Regions from separate parts of the Mus musculus genome. Here region 2 is linked to region 1. The links are chromatin loops, found by intact Hi-C in ENCODE. Cell type or tissue: left cerebral cortex. All regions are shown on one strand. Each heading gives the region's core, and the rest is flanking DNA. Links, peaks and the distances in the headings are about the cores only.

Region 1 (5,377 bases), core at 325-5,324:
CGGCCCTTTGGATGTTGACAGGTGCCAGGAAGCCTGGATCAGGTACTAGTGAGCTTTTATCTCTACTTCAGTGCAGATTGAGTGGACAGCGCCTGATGACCTGGAGTTTGGGTCCTCAGGTATCATGTGTGCAGCCTTAGTCCACCTAATGAATTGTGCTCCACATGGCCTTCCAGCCCTTTGAGACGTTTGCAGGGCAACTCATAGAAAAACAGAAATAGCCACATGCAGATCCTTAGCATCTCTAGACACAAAGATGATCAGGGATGGACACATGTCACTGGGAAGCTGTGGAAGCCACAGCAGTTCATGTTGGTTCAACAAGCCCTTGCTAAAGACTAACCTGTCAGGTACACTGTTGTTTGCGGGGGAGACAGCAGTGAGTCGGGCGTGAGCCTTCTCGGCCCATTTGGAGTTAAGAGTTTGGAAACTGAAATGTGGCGAGCATTGCTTTAAAGTTGCCTCTTCCACGTGCTCTGAATTAGGAAGCAAGCCAAAGAAATTCCAGAGGTTTTTTCCCTTTGATTAAAAAAATATATAGTTTTACTATAACAGTGTATTTTCCATTTTCATGGCATTCTGATGTGATAAGATAGCTTTAGTAAATCTGTTGTTGAGTGTTCGTCCAGTTCCATGTTAGAATAGGTGGTCAGGACTGTGCCCTGAGAGCAGATCCACCTGGGCACCTATAGGCCTTCAGCAGTGAAGGGAGATTGTATGCTCCTGGAGGAGGCTTCGGGGCACTGGAACAGAAAGGTGGAGGAGACGGTGCCTCACGGGTCCCATGGAAGAGTGGTTTGCTGCAAGGGGCTTTGAAACAGAGTAAGTGTCTCTGTCACCCAGATGGAAGGGACACAGGGTTCCCAGAAATCATGGAGTGTGCAGAGGACTCTGTGTGAATGGTGCCCTGGGAACAGTAGGACTGAATAGAGAAGGCAGGGTGGGGCATAAAGGTCTTGGCATCCAGCCAAACACAGTTCTCCATCCCTTGCATGTACAGAACCATGCGAGGCTTCAGAGCAAGGGATGGCATGGTGATGGCCTTCTCCTGGGAGGGCATGCACATTTCAACCTGCGAAGCTGAGCAAAGCAGATTGCATAGTCTGGCTGTGTTGGCCGTTCCTCTAGGAAGTGCTGCCTTGGAGAAGCCAAGAGATGCATGTTCTAGGCCTCCATGAGCCCAAGGGGTACCGAGCAGATCTTTCTCTCTCTTCCTCCCTCCCTCTCTCCCCCTCTCCTGCTATTTCAGAAATGAAATGAAATTGATGACCTCTTCAGAGCCCTTCAGAATTAGCCCGAGAGTGGCTCCCGCACTAGCAGTGGGTTTGGTGGAGTAGAACAGCCATTCCTGGAGAGGCCAGGCCGCCTTCGAGCACCTAAACTCCAGCAGTTCTGACCCAGTGCCTGAGATTCGTAGGCTGCCCTAGGATTCCAGAAAAGTCAAGCACTTCACTGTTTCTGTGAACCCTTCAGTTCCAACGTGAAATAAGACTTCAGTACACGCTTGACAGTTTAGAGCCGTCTCCCTGTGCAGAAAGGACTGGCGGTGCCCATGACTGCCAGGGCTCACACTCAGGAGGGCCTTATAGCTTGTCCTCAAATCTGGGGCTTCGTTCTTTTCCTCTGGTCCCATCAGCTGTCCTCACTCTCCTCCCTGTTTGCCTCAGCACTCGTCCTTCCAGTACTGTAAAATATAGAACTTTACAGTTTTGTGAAATAAGACTTATTGCCCCCATTCCTAAATAAAGGAAAGAACAGTTTTCTCCTTTTAAAAGATCCTCCGTTATATTATCCTTAGGTTATGTAGCATTAGTTATTTGTTTCTCATCTTTAATAGATCAATTCAACATGTCTAACTTCCAGACAGGGAGCAGTCTAGACGCCGTTTGCTGTGGAGAGCTGAGGGGGGCTTGTTCAGGATAGAATTAGAGCACAGCCCTGCTGAGGCGCTGGCTCAGTGGTAAGATGACTGCGGCACGAACATGATGACTTACGGTCAGTGCGCAGCAACATGTGGAAAAGGCAGGCGTAGTGCCCTTCTGTAACTCAGGGACAGAGGACAGAGGAGACATGAGGGTCCCAGGAGCTCATCCTGACAGTCTATCCAGTCAGAGCACTATGTTCAGAGAGAGATCTTGTCTCAAAAAGTAAGGTGACTCACCATTGTGGTGAGGGGCCACTAATCTCAGCACTTGGAGGTAGAGGCGGGAGGAACTTTATGAGTTTGAGGCCAGTCTGGTCTCCATAGCAAGTTCCAGGACAGCCAATAAAGTTATATAATCAGACCATGTCTCCAAACCCCAGGGGGAAAAGAGGAATTAAGACAGTGAATGATGAGAAAGACAGACGTGGCAGCGGCGGCCTCTCGCCTCAACACGTGCACATGCATCTGCATGATGTGTAGAAACACACATTACAGACACACCACACACATACGTACATACAAGATGAAATAGGATAAAGAGTATTCCGGTTAGCTTCAGGGTCAGTGATAAGCAAGCTTTGCTGTAAGGTCCAAAAACAAACACCTTACTAATGAGATCCTATCCCAGCCAGGAGCGGGGCTGCCTCAGGAGAGCGTGAGACACCCACCAGTAGACCTACCTTCCATCAGACAACTGCAGGGGGTCAGCTTTGAGAGAGAGGCTGCGCTCCTGTATGGAGTCAATTTAAATTAGTAAAACCGAGCCTTCAGCTGCTACCTTCTTACATGTTTATCTCAAGTTGAGAGCTAACTTGTATCTTGCTTTGTTTGTTTGTTTGTTTTGTTTTGTTTTTCATTAGGAAAAGATGGCATCTCTTTCCTCCTGAAGATACGCCTTTCCTTTATCCAACCAGAATTCCTTACGAAGAGTCTAGTGTGTTCAGTAAAATCAATGTTGTCAACCCTGATTTGAAGTGTTTCCCCCAGTTCCAGAAAGCTCGAAGACATATGGTCACGTTGAGCCCAGGACAGGTAATGGGGCTTTAAACAGGGAGGAACTGTCAGTGGGCACCACAGCCCGGTTGGTGCCTGGGCTTCCCTTGTACAGATGGCAGGAGCGGCTCCCAAGGCCCTGCTACTGGAGGACTTCTCCATCTGCTGGCCTGAGAGATGGAGAAAGGGAGCGCAGCTCCTCCTGCTGGTCACGGGAGGGAATGGCTGCCGAGGAAATTCAGAGCAGGTGGAGCCATTGTTACTACTCGGGTTAAGAGACATGTCAGGGCGTGGGTACTAGAACATATTCACAGTTAACACCTGTTCCACCAGACGGATGCACACAGGCTGCATTGCATCCTGTGCTCAGAAGCATGTGCACTGAGGGTGATTTTCAGCAAGAATGACTGACATCTGAGTCCCTTCTAAAGAGACTGTGTTCTGCATATCCACCCCGTGGAGAGATTTTCTGTTACAACACTGGGGCTTGCTGTATCAGTTTCTTGGCATTTGAAAAGTTTGTATTCCCTCCATCAGCTTTATCCTGTCTGCCCTTCCTTGCCCCCTCCTTGCTGGCTCTCATCCTGTTCTCTCCACACACGTACACAGATCCACCGGGCCACATTGCATCAATCTTCTACCAGGCACTTCCCTTCATGCATGCCTCTTCCTCCAGCCCCTAACAGCTACTACCTTACTCTGTATCACTGTAGATTTTCCTGTTCTGGGCATTACATGTACTGCAGCCAAACAGTGTGGAGCTTTTTGTGTCTGACTTGTGATGCAGAACATGTTTTCAAGGCTGGACAGTTCTTGATTATGTAGGTGTACCATAATGATCTACTCCTGAGCTGATTTCGAGAGCCGTTAGGAATGTGTGTTGCTGCTGTGTGCACTTGCTATAAGGTTCTCGTGTGTTTAGGAGTAGCATGGGTGGTTCAGAGAGTGTGGTTGGTCTTCTGTGAGATCACTATATTGTTCTCCACAGTGGCTATTTTCCATTCCTACCTACAGTGCCTGAGGCTCTGACTGCTCTAGTCTTTCCCTGCACCCTGTCCTTTATCGGGGAGGTTTTCCAGTAAATAAGGGGAAGTGGCTGCATGCTTCCTTCCATCAGAACGAGCACAGCTACTGTTCGATGGAAAGAAGAATTTCAAAGCTTTTACTAAAAGTTAGATGTGAGCAGACGTCACCCGGTTAAGAGGAGTGAAAAGCTGTAAGCTCGTGACCACAGCAGCTGGGGGCGGAGAGAAGCTTGGGGGGGGGGGGTGTTCTTCTTCCCTCCTTCCCTCTGTTCCCTTGGCTTTATCCCTGGCTCTCTTTCCCCTTAGCAGTCTCAGCTAGAAAGAGAAATGTCCGGTTCTTGTGGTAACTATCTTTTCTTTGGTTTGCAGGTTCTGTTTGTTCCCAGACACTGGTGGCATTACGTGGAGTCTCTTGATCCTGTCACCGTCAGTATAAACTCCTGGATTGAGCTGGTACTTTTGTTGTTGTTGTTGCTGTTGTTGTTGTTGCTGTTGTTGTCTTCGTCCTTTAAAGAACGCATGCCTAAGATAAGCAAAGCCTGTCTAGACCATTGGCTCACCAGATCTCTGTGACACTGGTTCACACACAGCATGAGTTTGTTCTGTGAGTCTGTCCTCTCTGGATAAACATGCAGGTTAGAGATGTGCCATCCTCTTGTTCTGCTTGCCGTGGTTGGGTTGGGTTGTGTTGGAGATGGGGTGTCTCTACTTAGGGTCTCAGGCACTTGGTCCTCCTCCCTTGGCTTCCTATGGCACATGTACTCCTGTGCCCAGTCACTCCTCGAAAGGACACAGAGTGGCCCTGACATTGATGTCTTCCTCGAGTGGTGTCAGGAGCATTGTGTTAGGCCTAGCAGGATCTGCCATCTATAAGCATCTATATTGCTGGTTCTGTCGCACACTATCCCAGATAAAAATATCTGTTCCTTGGTTCAGGATCCTTATTTCTAATCTTGACCTATGCATTGTCTCAAAGTGCAGACAGTCAGCACTATATTTTTATCATTCATTTCTACCAGGACCCTTTTCCCAGTAACACCTTCATCCTGGCTCCCTGAGCTATTTGACAATACAGTAGCTGTCGGGCTCGACCTGTCTCTCTAACCCGGAGTCTCAGTTTTGTGTGCACTGTCTTTAACCAGAGCTTCTGATTGAACCTGTTCCTCCTTAGGGCTCTGCTTGCCTCTCTGCCCTCCGCAGTCCACAGCCTGACAAGTCTGTGCTGTCCGTGGCAGTGGCACCCTCCCCTGGGTTGAGGTGTTTCCCTTGGTTATGTGAAGGGCTTTGGAGTATGTGGGTCCTGAGAATTACTGAAACAGGAAGCTGTACTTACAGGCTTAGGGAAGAGGGGACACCAAGCCTTTGGGGCTCAGTGGGGAGCCTGCTGGGAGACCAGCAGCCTCACAGTTAGCAAGTCTGCTTGAAGCTGCAGCTG
Region 2 (5,377 bases), core at 307-5,306, 53 kb before region 1:
TTTTGGTAAACATCTTGTCTTCTGTTATAGTAAGCATTAGTTGTCAAGGCTCCAAAGGTCAATTAGTCTGTCTGTAAATACTGCATCTCATCATACAAATACTAAAGCACAGTTATGTCAATTCCTCTCTCTCCTCCCAGCATCCATTTCCCTCTTCTTCATGTATCCACAGGCTCCTGTATCACTGAAATATGCTTTAAGTTCTTTTACTTAAAAGAAAATTCTTAGTGGCTACATTCCCTCTAGCTCTTGTTCACGTTCTCTTTTCCCTCAGGTATGACTTCTGAAAGCAACACCCGCACTCACTATCTCTCCAATGTTTCTTTCCCACATCATTCTTACCTAACCATGGTACTCCAGTGAGGCCATTCTTTCAAATGACACCGAAGAGCTTCGTGTTCTAAATCCAAGGCTCCATTCTGTCCTCACTGTGGGTTCATTCCTCTTTCCCCAACTCTTGAGTACTGGGATGATCCAGGCTGGAGCCTGTTCTCAATCTCCATCACTCTTCACCGATATCTAACCCGGCCCAGAGATTTCAAAGTTCACTACAGGGGATAGTTCCTATACACATCTCCGAACTTCATATTTATGCACCCAACTGACAGTTTCAACTGTCTTCACGAATACCTAACAAGGATTTCAAACCCCCAATCTCTATGCCATTTCTCTTAAATGCCTGTCATTCCTTTCATAATCTGTGTGTGTGTGTGTGTGTGTGTGTGTGTGTGTGTGTGTGTGAGAGAGAGAGAGAGAGAGAGAGAGAGAGAGAGAGAGAGAGAGAAGGACCTGGGGGGTTGTGGGGGAAGCATAAGGTACAACCTTGGTCTTCTCTGGAACACACCTTCTTTGTGCTCACAGAAAACACTTCCCAGAAGATGTCACCTCAGTGATGCTGGTTTCTTCTTAATCACCACTAATATCTTAACTCCAGCTAACCAGCATCAATTGTTCCAATAGTCTGTTCTATTTTTCATTCTAAAGCCAGAGCCACGTGGCAGAAGATTCGGGGTTCTGCTGCTTGCAGGAGTTGGAACATGGCCCCCTTGTTCTATTACACTGTCAGGAGCTTTCTGTCTTCCAACTCTTAAGCTTGACTGTCTTGGATCTTGCTCTGTAGATTGACCTTGAACTTGGAGATTTGCATGCCTATCTCCTGGGGAAAAAAGGTGTGTGCCACCACACCTGGATTTAAACTTTTCTTTACCTAGAACCTAGTCTGTCCCAGCATGGCCTTGAATTTAGATCTGCTTGGTTTATCTCCTGGGATTAAAGGTGTGTACGAACAACCTGGATCTAAATTTAGCTGGGTAGGATCTTGCCCCAAAGTCCTACTCCCTTAATCTGCTATCTCCTAGAACACAGGATTCAGCTCCATTTCACTCCCTGGTATCCCTTTAATATTTGAACCATATATTCTATATTTTTCCTTTCTAAGCTTGCTACACTTGTTCAGAATGTTCTTCATGAGACTAATCCAAAGAACAAAGTCTTTGCTAGGCTTTTCAAGACTTCCTTTGTCAATGCAATTAACATAAATCTCTTCACCTTAGCCTCAAGTAGACTCTTCAGACAAGGGCAAAAAGTAGCCCCATTCTTCACCAAAATACCACAAAAGCAGCCTCTAGGCCACATACTGAAATTCTTCTCTTCTGAAACCTCTTGGGCCAGGTCAGCACAGTTCAAATCACTCTCAGCAACAAAGTCTTCCATATTCCTTCTAGGATGGCCCATTAAGCCCCATTTAAAGCATTCTACTGCTTTCCAAATCCAAAGTCCCAAAATCCATTCTTCTAAACAAAAGCATGGTCAAGCCTATCACAGCAATACCCCAGTCTCCTGTACCAACTTCTGTCTTAGTTAGGGTTTTACTGCTGTGAACAGACACCATGACCAAGTCAAGTCTTATAAAAGACAACATTTAATTGGGCTGGTTTATAGGTTCAGTCCATTCTCATCAAGGTGGGAGCAGGGCAGCATCTAGGCAAAGCTGAGATGAGAGTTCTTTACCATCTGAAGGCTGCTAATGGAAGACTGACTCCTTGGCCGCTAGAATGAGGGACTTAAGCCCGCGCCCACAGTGACACACATACTCCAACAAGGCCACACCTCCTAACAGTGCCACTCTCTGGGCCAAGCATATACAAACCACGACAATTGGCTAAATAAAAATGTCTACAGCCAATTACTGGAGCGATTAGAGGTAGATGGGTTTTGAGTTACCTGGGTGGGGGTTGCAGAGAAAGGGGAGAGGGGAAGAGAGAAGGATGGGGCAAGAAGGGAGTGAGGGACACACTACCCCCCTCCCAGACCCCAGTAATTGTCAAGGCCAAATAAAATAATCATAGTCTGAGTCCCATTCATTTGTAAGCTAGTCAGGGATAAGTTTAAACTAGACCAACCACAGCCATTCTTTCTCTCTTTCTTTCTCTTCCCCCCCCCCCCCCCCCCCGTCTCTCTCCAGACATTCTAGTCCCACATGCTAGCTTTCCCTCTTCCCACAGGCGTCCACTCAAATATACCTTCCATGTGAGGCCAGTGGGGCAGGTTACATAAACTGGAACACACAAGATTACACCAGACTGTACACCCTTCCTCCTTGACTGTCCTTTATTTTATTTTTCTCCAAAGCACTGCCAGTCCTCTCTGTTTCTCAGTCATCTCACTAGACCCTGACTCTGGGAGCCTCCAGTCCCACCTCAGTATTGCTATCGCCTTCATCGCTCTCTGGCTTGCTTTCCAGGGTGCACAGGCCGGGCACTATTATCTCACTAACGCGTTCTTCTATTTCCTTGCTGGTGAATGGAAAGGGGTGGAAAGTACAACACCCGTTTTAGAAAGATAACAGAGCTTCTACGCTAACAAATGAGAGCTGCATACCTCCCAGTGAGCAAGCCACTGAAAGGGAGAACTTGCTGTGGGTGGGTGCAGTTGAGACACCACCAGCATTATGAAAGTGTCTTAACTGCTCTCACTGAAAAGGAGAACTATTCCTAAAAGGAAGAACTCTGGAGGACGGTTATCTGTGCGTGGAGTGTGTGTGCTGGGGACCCTCAAACTCTAGTACTCACTCTCCAGCTCAAGGGAGAAATCTTAAATTCATTTTTTTATTGCTTTAACCAATGGAAAATACAAAATTAAATTTACTATACAGATATAGGAACTATGAAATACTCCCCAAAGCAACTTATTTTCTAGAGGGAATAGTAATAATGTAGACAGCCATGGATGATAGATGCACTCATGATAGTACACTAGAAACTAACATTCTGTAGCACAGAAGCAAGAAGAATAAGCTTAGAAAAGAACAGTAAGGGCTGGAGAGATGGCTCAGCGGTTAAGAGCACTAACTGCTCTTCCAAAGGTCCTGAGTTCAATTCCCAGCAACCACATGGTGGCTCACAGCCATTCGTAATGAGATCTGATGCCCTTTTCTGGAGTGTCTGAGGACAACTACAGTGTACTTACATATAATAAATAAATAAATCTTAAAAAAGAAAGTAACAGTAAAATGCCACTGAAAAAAAGAAGTTTAAAAGTATTTGTTCCATTGGACAAAAATTATTTTTTGGACTGTTTTGGACTGAGTTTCTATATTAGAACCCAACAGACCAGACCACACCAGACCAAAATTGAATTGTCTTAATTAAAAACACCATGACCAAAAGCAGCTTGGCGAGGAAAGGATTCATTTCAGCCTATAAGCTTTAGGTCACATTCCATCACTGAGGGAAGTCAGGGCAGGAACTAAGGAACCTGGAAGCAAGAACTGAAGCAGAAACCTGAAGGAGATATGCTTACTGGCTCGCTTCTCATGGCTTGCTCAGCCTGCTTTCTTATAGCATTCAGCACCACCAGTCCAAGGGTGGCACTGTCCTCAAGGGGTTGGACCTTCCCACATCAATCATCAACCAAAAAAATGAACCACAGGGGCTGGAGAGATGGTGCAGCAGTTAGAACATATATTCTTGCAGAGGACTGGAGTTTGAATCCCTACACCCACATCAGTTTCTCTCTCTCTCTTCCTACACACACACACACACACACACACACACACACACACTCACACACACACACACACACACACACACACTCACACACACACACACACACACACACACACACACACACACACACCTACAAAGGCATTTTCTCTAAAAGGATTCTTTCTTTCCAGATGACCCCAGCTTGAATTAAGTTGACATAAAAACTAGCCAGCCTAAGCGTCATTCATGCTAAAGTTAAATTAAAACTTTAAGGAAGTAGATAAAGCACAAAACAGACCAGTCTTTCCTGGACAGATTTCTAGTAAGTCAGTATCATAAGGAAGTCTCCTCTGCTTTACCACTTAAAAAAATGTGGCCAGGAACAATCTGTGGTTAACAGTCAGGTTTTCTCTGTTCTGTGCTCTTTGTTTATACCCATGAGACCCAGTGTTATGGTGGGTGTGTTCATCCTGCATTGTAGAATGGAGAGTATCTCACTCACCAAATCAAATCAAAGTTTAGTAAGGCTATGGTTAGGCCTCTTCTAATTTTGTTTTAGCTCTCTCTCTCCCTCCGTGTGTGTGTGTGTGTGTGTGTGTGTGTGTGTGTGTGTGTGAGTGTGGTCTGTGTGTGATGTGCACATCTGTGTTTGCAGGTGCATGGGTAGACAGAGAAGTACACTGGTTGCCTTCCTCTATCACTTTCCACCTTCTTTTTAAAGATAGTCTTCCACTGAATCTGAAGCTCACTGGAGCTCAAGGGATCCTCCTGTCTCGGATGTCAGGCTCAGCTTTTACATGGGTGCTTAGGGATTTGAACTCGTGTTCACTTGCAATCACAGCAAGCACTCCTACCTACTGCACCATCTCCTCAACTCCTTAATTGTTGCTTTCTGGTGACTCTTAACATGGCCAACTTTTAAAGGAGCATATTTAAATTTCCGTATTTGAAAAAACTAGAATGAATCTTAACAGAAGACAAACAAAAAAAAAAAAAAAAAAAAAAAAAAACCCAAAAAACAAATAACAGTGAAAACATTAATGAAACCGAATATAATCTGTAACTCAGTTTAAAGGCAAACAGAAAGCCCCTAAACAAACAGACAGACAATCCCCCATTCAGTGTGTTACAGGAATCATTCTGGATTAAGCACCCCACACCAATGAAGAGAGGGAGATGGGGCCTCTGGTGGGCAGAGCCAGGACAGCCCCTGAAATGATTCAAACCCAGGTCTTTTGTATACTCGGTTTTTATCCAAAACCAAGAGGTGGGGTGGGCAAGCAAGCTAGGTGTTTACAGAAGCCATCCAGGCAGTCAGCGGGTTGTTTCAGTGACCCATTGTCTCAGCGATTTCTCCAGGTCATAATGTTTCAGGTGACAAGTGAAGTCAT

Evidence for each region. Hi-C counts contacts between places; a loop is a spot of excess contacts. Peaks named below come from ENCODE experiments on the same cell type or tissue, not always from the same donor. Only the 100,000 strongest peaks of a DNase experiment are listed, where the experiment ranks them.
Region 2: a loop joins it to region 1, with 2.0 times the contacts of the local background. A loop is called at or near these places in 14 of 42 quality-filtered maps.

What each region holds. Positions count from the first base shown.
Region 1 is chr16:35,814,368-35,819,744 of GRCm38, forward strand. It overlaps Hspbap1 (Hspb associated protein 1), which reads left to right. Exons shown (of 8, transcript NM_175111.3): 5 at 2,785-2,956; 6 at 4,312-4,395. Among named protein-coding and RNA genes, the nearest start is that of Hspbap1, 47 kb to the left of the region's middle. In left cerebral cortex, for the core only: a CTCF peak has its summit at 3,124 (motif pointing left); DNase peaks (open chromatin) are centred at 3,119 and 4,139.
Region 2 is chr16:35,761,257-35,766,633 of GRCm38, forward strand. The region is part of intron 1 of Slc49a4 (solute carrier family 49 member 4); the gene reads right to left. Among named protein-coding and RNA genes, the nearest start is that of Slc49a4, 5.4 kb to the right of the region's middle. In left cerebral cortex, for the core only: no CTCF peak of the experiment used is centred there; a DNase peak (open chromatin) is centred at 2,896.